Regions from separate parts of the Homo sapiens genome. Here region 1 is linked to region 2. A link is a contact called in ENCODE Hi-C or POLR2A ChIA-PET data. All regions are on one chromosome and are shown on one strand. The core of a region is the stretch at or near the end of the contact, and the rest is flanking DNA. Distances in the headings are between cores, read along the strand shown. Region 1 overlaps FARS2 (phenylalanyl-tRNA synthetase 2, mitochondrial). Region 2 overlaps FARS2 (phenylalanyl-tRNA synthetase 2, mitochondrial).

The links. Hi-C counts contacts between places; a loop is a spot of excess contacts on that map. ChIA-PET counts read pairs that join two places held with the same protein, here RNA polymerase II (POLR2A). Pooled maps may share reads with other maps.
Region 1: a loop to region 2 is called in a pooled map, with 4 times the contacts of the local background. The contact joins two enhancer-like sites. A Hi-C loop is called at or near these places in 1 of 168 maps with a recorded cell type or tissue (natural killer cell), 5 of 37 single-sample maps with no recorded cell type and 5 of 50 pooled maps. POLR2A ChIA-PET finds 5 or more read pairs at or near these places in 4 of 52 experiments (H1, K562, WTC11 and 1 more).

The regions. Positions count from the first base shown.
Region 1 is chr6:5,762,385-5,766,187 of GRCh38, reverse strand. All of the region lies in intron 6 of FARS2 (phenylalanyl-tRNA synthetase 2, mitochondrial), which reads right to left. Among named protein-coding and RNA genes, the nearest start is that of NRN1, 240 kb to the left of the region's middle. RefSeq lists an enhancer at 1,604-1,793. Within about 2 kb of position 1,692, at least 7 of the 41 ENCODE cell types and tissues checked have a DNase peak (open chromatin) inside an H3K27ac peak, as active enhancers do.
Region 2 is chr6:5,722,309-5,726,106 of GRCh38, reverse strand. All of the region lies in intron 6 of FARS2 (phenylalanyl-tRNA synthetase 2, mitochondrial), which reads right to left. Among named protein-coding and RNA genes, the nearest start is that of FARS2-AS1, 270 kb to the right of the region's middle. RefSeq lists an enhancer at 1,801-2,120. Within about 2 kb of position 2,031, at least 13 of the 41 ENCODE cell types and tissues checked have a DNase peak (open chromatin) inside an H3K27ac peak, as active enhancers do.

The sequences.
Region 1 (3,803 bases), core at 443-2,942, 40 kb before region 2:
CTACCTGGAGTTTTAGAGGCAAACAAAAGTTCTCTTTTATGTACTTCACAGCTTCTACTCATAGGCAAAGTAAACCAGATTGCCCATTACTAAGTCTGAGAGGTCAAATCCCATTATAAGGAGTTTGAAGAGAGATTCTAAAAAAATTTTTTTGGTGCTACAATTTCATTGCATTGGGGTATTGGCTAAAATGAGTTGGTCACTGGATAGAGTTTGATTTTTTTTAAAGATTTTGGTATAGGCATCTTAGAATGTTTGAACCTCTGGGGCTTCCATTGTCACCAGTTTATTCATAGATTCCTTTAGTTATTCAACAAACAGCATGTTTCAGTCACTGAGTTGGACACAGAGAAGCACATGAAGGGGACCCAGTATCTGCCCTCAACCAGCTCACATCCGGGAGTTAGCAGCCTGCTGAGGTCCTGCAGAAACCCAGGAGCCGGCTGAGCAAAGGACTGTTCCCTAGTACGCCCATGACAGCAGGAGGGGCTGGTACTTGCTTGGCGATGAAGTCAGCCACACCGCACCCCACGTGGAACCTCATGTTCTCCCGAGATTTGCTCTTCAGTGCATAATTTCTCCCACCTCCCCGAGAACACTGACACGCGCTGTTTGTCTAGTACAGTGCGGCACTACAGGGCCCACCAGAGGGCTTCAGGTTATCCTGCCTGCTAGGAGCTTACCTCTTGAGAGGGGCAAACAGAATATAAGACAGCCCACGCTCCCTGCCATTGGCAGGTGATGAGCGATGCCATAGTACATGCTGTGCCCAGGGCCCACCTCTTCCACTCTCCCACTGCCGCCCGTCAGCTCCCCTTCTGAGAGATTCAGCCTGGCTCTTGAAACTGGAAACATGACTCAAGCTTTTCCTGAAACTTACTTTCACTTGGATCCTGGTCCCTGCTCCAGTGTGAATGCCACCTAACTTTACCATCCTGTACAAGAGTAGCTGCTTGTGTGGAAGCCGAGAGCCAGGGCCAGAGGGGCAGCCCCGTGTGGGCCAATGGGAGAGCTGGGCTGGACGGCAGAATGCAACAGCAGGGAGGGGATGGCATATTTCAATGCCGCCTCCTACCAGAGCCCCTAGACCAAAGACAAGGATGTATAGGTGCTGAGTATAGTCAGGGCTGGATCAGTGAAGCATTCTCAAAACTATAAATGTTTAAAAGGGGTCCCTCCCCAGTGATTATTTTCTTTTCCCGATCAACTTAAGTGATACAACTAACAAGTACCAAAAGCACTGCCAAGAGTGTCACTGCTCTCCAGTTCAAAGTGTGCCAAGAAGGAGATTTTCTAAAGAACTCTCAAGCCTTATTGGAAAGCTGGCACAAGGGGTCAGAGTGTTAGCGAGGGTTGGAATTCCTCTATCATACAACCACTTGGTTTACCCTGGCAACCAAACAGGCTCTGCACTCAAAATAAAACCTTTCCAGGGGATCCAGCCAAATCCCAGCTCCTGCAACATCCACAATAGTCTGCTTCTCCATCTGTGACAGAGCAGCGACTTCATGTTCTTGGATGGTGCGCTCAACACCTCCCAGAATAGATCACATATGACCAGCAGTCACTGCAGCTGCCATCTATTCATGCAGGGATTACTCAACGGGAGAGAAGATGCTGTCACGGGGCAGCTTCCATTTTCAGAGTAACAAACACTGGGTTTCCCCGGCTCACTCCTCATCTGTCTCCTGCTTGTCTGATGCAGAAGCTCAGTCTGGAGCTGCCCACGTCAGAGGCACTGTGCATGGCTGCGAGGGTCAATACGTGCAATGCTTTAGTGGGTAGGGCTGGACTCGGGCAAGAGGCACAGTAAGGCAGGAGGAGGAGGAGGAAGTGAGGACAGGTTCCATGGCCTCTCCTGAAAATATAGAAGTGAATGGGCATGGTGGAGTGGAGAACCAGACTTTGCAGCTAGAGAAACTTGGTTCTAATTCCTGCTCTGCCCTTTGCTAGCTGTGCGACTCTGGGCAGCTTACATCACCCTTCTCGCCTCAATAACTCCATCTGCAGAGTGAGGCGAACAAAACTTGCTTTCCAGGGTTTGTGAGGACTGAATGAGGGGGCGTGTAGAGTGTTAATACAGAGCCAGCCACCCAGAGTAGGCGCTCCATACCTACGCATCCGCCCCATCTTCCTCCTTTACTCCTGTGGCTTATTGGAGAGTGTAATGAGGCTGTGGGGGTGAGGGACTTGTATTTCCTGTGTTTCTTTTACCCTCCTCAGAGTTTGGACTCTGACTTTGGACTGAGGATGGGAAGAGATTCCTTCCCCTGGAGCACGGATGCATTAGTTAGCTTTGGCTGCAACAGTGAAGTGAGGAGTGGAAGTCAGATTGGGCAGGATTTAAATAAGTGGTCTGGAAACTAAGTAAATCATTTTCCCCCTTTACCTTCTCTATGTTAAAAAAAAAAAAAAAAAACCAAAAGGGAAGAGAAGATGAAATTCTGATCATGAGACTTAGGGTCTCATGACTCTATACGGTTTTCCTAATGAACTGCTCTGGGCTTAATGCAAGAAGAGGACACAGGCCTGGAGGCAGGAGGCCTGGGTGCCAGCCCAAGCTCCTGTGATGACTGTGTGAATCTGGGCGAGTCATTTAACCTCTACTGGCCTCATTTTTGCCCCCAGTGACAGGAGTGGAATAAATGTGCTCTGAGGCTCCTTCTGGCTCTAGAATCCTAGGAGTCACCTCAGAAGACAGAAGAGATCCTTTTATTTATTTATTTATTTGAGACATGGTCTTGCTCTGTCACCCAGGCTGGAGTGCAGTGGCAGTGGCACAATGATGGCTCACTGCAGCCTCGACCTTCTGGGCTCAAGCAATCCTTCCACCTCAGCCTCCTGAAAAGCTGGGACCACAGGCATGCACCACCACATCTAGTTAATTTTTTGATTTCATGTAGAGACAGGGTCTCGCTATGTTGCCCAGGCCAATCTCAAACTCCTAGGCTCAAGCAATCCTCCAGCATTCCCAGAGCCTGCACAGGAAGAAAGGGCAAGGCTAGGATGGGCCCATGATATGAGCGATGGGAGCCGGAGGGAAGCACGCTGGCCTAATGAGGGCAAAGTGCAGCGTGGCAGGGCCCACTGAGAAAGCCATCGTGCAGATGATGGGGCTCCATCAGTTAACAATGCTCTGGACACTTCTTCGCCCCCTCCATCTATTCCCTTTGTTATTTCGCAAATACCATACACGCACTCCCCAGAGGAGGAGAGGAGGTTCTCCTCCTCGTTCTCACAACGGTCTGTCCTGGGCCTGACGCTCCTGTGGGGCCATTCTGAGCGGTGCCTCCCCCAGCTCCCAGCCAGTGAACACCAGTGTTGCCGCTCCCTGCTGCTGCTGTGCCTGTGATTTCCTCCCAGAGGGATTTCTGTTCCTCAGAGTCAGTCACAAGAAACCAGTCCAGATGGTTCCTCTGACAGTTACTGCCTTGGGAAAGACAACTCCAATCCAGGCCTTGATGGAGGCAGGGCCAGAGGCAGAGAGAGAGAGGGCCTCCCCCGCCGGGCCCAGCTCCTAGCCAGCACACGTCGGCAACGTAAGAGTTCCTTAGAGACACGTGTTTTGCAGGCAAGAAATGCTTTTTAACATCAAATACTCGCCAAGTCCTCAGGGATGTTTCAAAACACCCCCAGGTTTTTATTCCCATCACTCCCTGTGACTTCTCCTGGTACTTCCCAGTGAGTGTCTCCTGCCAAGCACCTCCTGCGGGATGTGGCCGAGCTCCTTGGTCCTTGCATGCGTGTGTATATGACAATAACTGCTCCGGGGAAATCTAATGGACTCTCTTATGGAGAGACTT
Region 2 (3,798 bases), core at 782-3,281:
TTTGAGGAAGGTGGCAGCATACCTAGTCTTTTAAAGTCAGGCCTCTACTGTGCCCTACTGTGAATGACACCCACTGACCCAAATTCATCCACCTCCTTCCAATGCCTATTCCAACAATGATGATGACAATGGTGGTGATTATAATACCAGCTTACCCTTATTTATTTATTTAGAGGCAGAGTCTTGCTCTGTTGCCCAGGCTGGAGTGCAGTGGCCCCATCTCGACTCACTGCAACCTCTGCCTCTCTGGTTCAAGCGATTCTCCTGCCTCAGCCTCCCGAGTAGCTGGGATTACAGGTGTGCGCGCCACGCCCAGCTAATTTTTGTATTTTTAGTAGACACGGGGTTTCGCCATGTTGGCCAGGCTGGTCTCGAACTCCTGAGCTCAACTGATCCACCAGCTTTGGCCTCTCAAAGTGCTGGGATTACAGGTGTGAGCCACCATGCCTGGCCCCAGCTAACCTTTTTAAAGCACTTTTCCACAGCTAGGCAAAGCTCCAAAAATGTCACATGCATCAACTCATTTGCTCTTTTAAGTACATACCACTATTATTTCTGTTTTACAGATGTAGAAACTGAGGCACAGGGAGGCCAGGTAACTCTTCCCACTGCCAGTGGCCAGGACTGGAGCCCGGGCAGCCAGGCTGCAGAGGCCATGCTTGGAACCATTTTAAAATAACTGCCTCAAAACTCAGACCTAACTTCCCTCCCTGCTCAAAGGTCTTCTCACCTGATGATCATCAAACGCAGTTCCAACTTCTTACTCTGGCACTTAATGCCTTGCCCAACCTGCCTCCAAAGCTCCTTTCCAATTTTCTCCCCACGGACACCTTTCACCTTCCTCCATACACCCCAGCGCCCATGTTCAAAGTCATCACGCCATCCCCAAAACAGGCTACGAATTTGGCCATCACTAACCCTCTCTTTCAACTAAAGAAAGCTGCTCAGCACTGGGGTGTCTGCTCCGCATCATCCAGAGATTTCATGGAAATCCCACGGCTTTTAAGTCAGGCCATTGCAAAATACCTTCCCTTAGACAGAAGACATAGCTGACTGTTTTCCACGTGTGGTAACACGGTAATAGCGAGAAACTTCATTTCATCTTTAGAATTTTGTGTGATTATTTGTTTAATGGCATCTGCCCCACTACGTTTTAGTCTCCTGGAAGGAAAGGTCTATGTCTGTGTCTTGTCTGCTGCCTGGCATGGTGCAGGACACAGAGTAGACCTAACATATATTCCAAAAAGGGGCAGATGTATTTCATGTTACTGTGGAGACCTGAATTAGGATTCATCTGTGGAAATTATGGGGCAGATTATGGCTCAATGTAAAGAAGAATTCCCTGATTACAAAGAGTGGTCCTGAAGTACGGTGGGCTGCTATGCACAGAGGCTGAGGGGAGGTGAGTGCAGCCAGTGTCGGGGAGGACACAGAAGCCTCAAGATCCTTCCGTGAGGGACAGTCTTAGCCTCGGCTGGCCCCCGTAGAGCACCAGGCTCAGGCTGCAGGATGCGCTGTCTCCTGCCAGGCACAGTCATGAGAGGAGTTCTCCTCCTCCCTTCTCAACTAGTGGTGGTTTCTTTTTGCGTCCTGGGGGCTCTGTTCCTTGGCTGTGGGCCACCCTGGGGACTCAGAGCTGGCTCTGGCCACCTCATGGGCACAGGCAATCCTGAGACTCAGGCCACAGTGGCACTACTATGGTCATGGATATTTCGTGATGACCACAAAGGGAAGGGATGGCTCCAGCAACGGAGTCCCCTGTCATTTCCTGTGTGCAAACATTCTGCTTACTCCTTGTCCCTGCTAGCTCCTCTTCATCCTGGAACCCAGAATCACCCAGCTCCTCTTGAATCCAGCAGGGAGGGCACCGGTGGTTGCCCTCTCAGGTCTCTGATGGCTGACAGCCCTGTGCCAACCCTTCCTTAGGAAAGGCGTCTAAGCTGTGGAAGCTGCCTAATGGCGCAGATTCTAAGCCCCATCAGAGAAGTGAAACCATGCAGTGTGGGGAAAAGGGAACTGAAATTGAAAACCCTTGCCTGGAGCGGCCTCCCGTGTAACCCACTGGGGCGGCCCTTCCTTTCCCGCCGAGCCCACTCTTTCTCTGACAGCCCCTGTGCGGTGGACAGCCCAGCGTGGCCACCGCTCTGCAGGGTGTTTCCTCTGTCTTGGGGGAGTGTGCCTGTTACTAGCTGGGCCCCTCACAACAGAGACCGCCTGCTGTGGCCGCTTCTAAAATTCATTTCAAGGCACAGTTTGGCCCAAAGCCCTGAAGCCTCTTTTCAGGAAGAAAGCAAGGAGCCTCCCAATTTCATTTTGTTTTCTTACTGCTTGTTCAAAGAACAATCATATAAGATAAAAATACCATCCCCAGGCAAAGAGAATTTAATTCAAACATTCTTGAGAACAGATTCAACAACCTTTTCCTCACACGCAAAACAAAAACAAACCTGCTTCATTCTTGGTTTTTCCCAGTTACATAAAGAAAGGAAAAATGGATCGAGAGAGGCAGTGTATACAGGAGAGAGAATCTCCACCTGTGCAGTAAACGTGACTGAGAGGCTTGTGACAGCGGTTCACAGGCATTGTCCTGTTCGATGTTCTCAACAAGCCTATGAGCGGATCCTGCAATTATTCCACATCATAGATGAAGAAGATGAAGACACTGAGGCCTGGAAGGGTCTGCAGCGTGTCCAAGGGTGCACACAAAGCCGAGTTTTGAATCCAGCAGCCTTTTCCCATGACCCATGATACTACACTTGATATTTGCAATAACTAGGGTTGAACAAGCTAGAAATCAAACGGCATGTAAATAAATGAAATATATAGATATGAGCTTTGTTTCTTTTCTACCCTTATTCTCTTTTTATATCAAACCCAGGGGCACGTACTTGGGTCTGTCATGACCCACGGCTCCCGACACACTCGCGAGTGGCCCATTCGTGGCCTGTCACCTTCACTCACTCACCCTTACTTAATAAGATCACAAACACCCACAAAACCCCACTCACCCCCAGAACCGGAACTCGGATGAGGACTTTTGTCCATCTGTGGAGTCTTCCCCAACTCATCCTCCTGCCTGCCCTCTCTCAGGGAATCACTGTTCTGAATCCTTGTTTATTGCTCCCTTGACTTCCTTTGTAGATAGCTCTGAGGTTTTAGTAAGTTGTTTATTTTATAAAATGAATACCATGCTGTATGTAATCTTTTGGGATTTTCTTTTTTACTTATATTTACAACTTCATAACTAGGGTTTAGAGTTTCAAACCCAGTCGTGGCCCCCTAGAGAAGAATGGAGGTGGAAGTGGGGTGAGGGGAGACTTCCTGAGGCTACAAGGTGGACATGACCTTTCACCTTGCTTCACACCCCTCCAAGGACATCCTCGTTGCACTCAGAATAAAATCCAGCTCTCACCTTGGTTCCTCAGGCCCGATCAGTGTAGCCCTTGACAGCCTCACTGACCTTTTCTCTCCCTGCGCTTCCCCCTCCTCACCATGCTCAGCACAGGGGTTCTTCTGCTGCCCCTGGAACATTCCCTGTGAGCTCTTGCCATCAAGCCTGGGCTGGCTATCCCAGTCGACCTGCTCTTAAGTTTCATCTTAAACGTCACTGCCTCCGCAGCCTTTCAGGGCCATCCCACCTGAGATAACCCCTCTGTCACAGCGCACTGCTTTGTTTTGGTTACAGCACCCCTGATGTATTTTGTTTATTATCTATCTTCCCCCTTTACAAGAAAAACGTCTTGTCTATGTCAAACTGTATATCTAGTGAGGAGTTTTAAAAGACTGTTCTGCAGACCT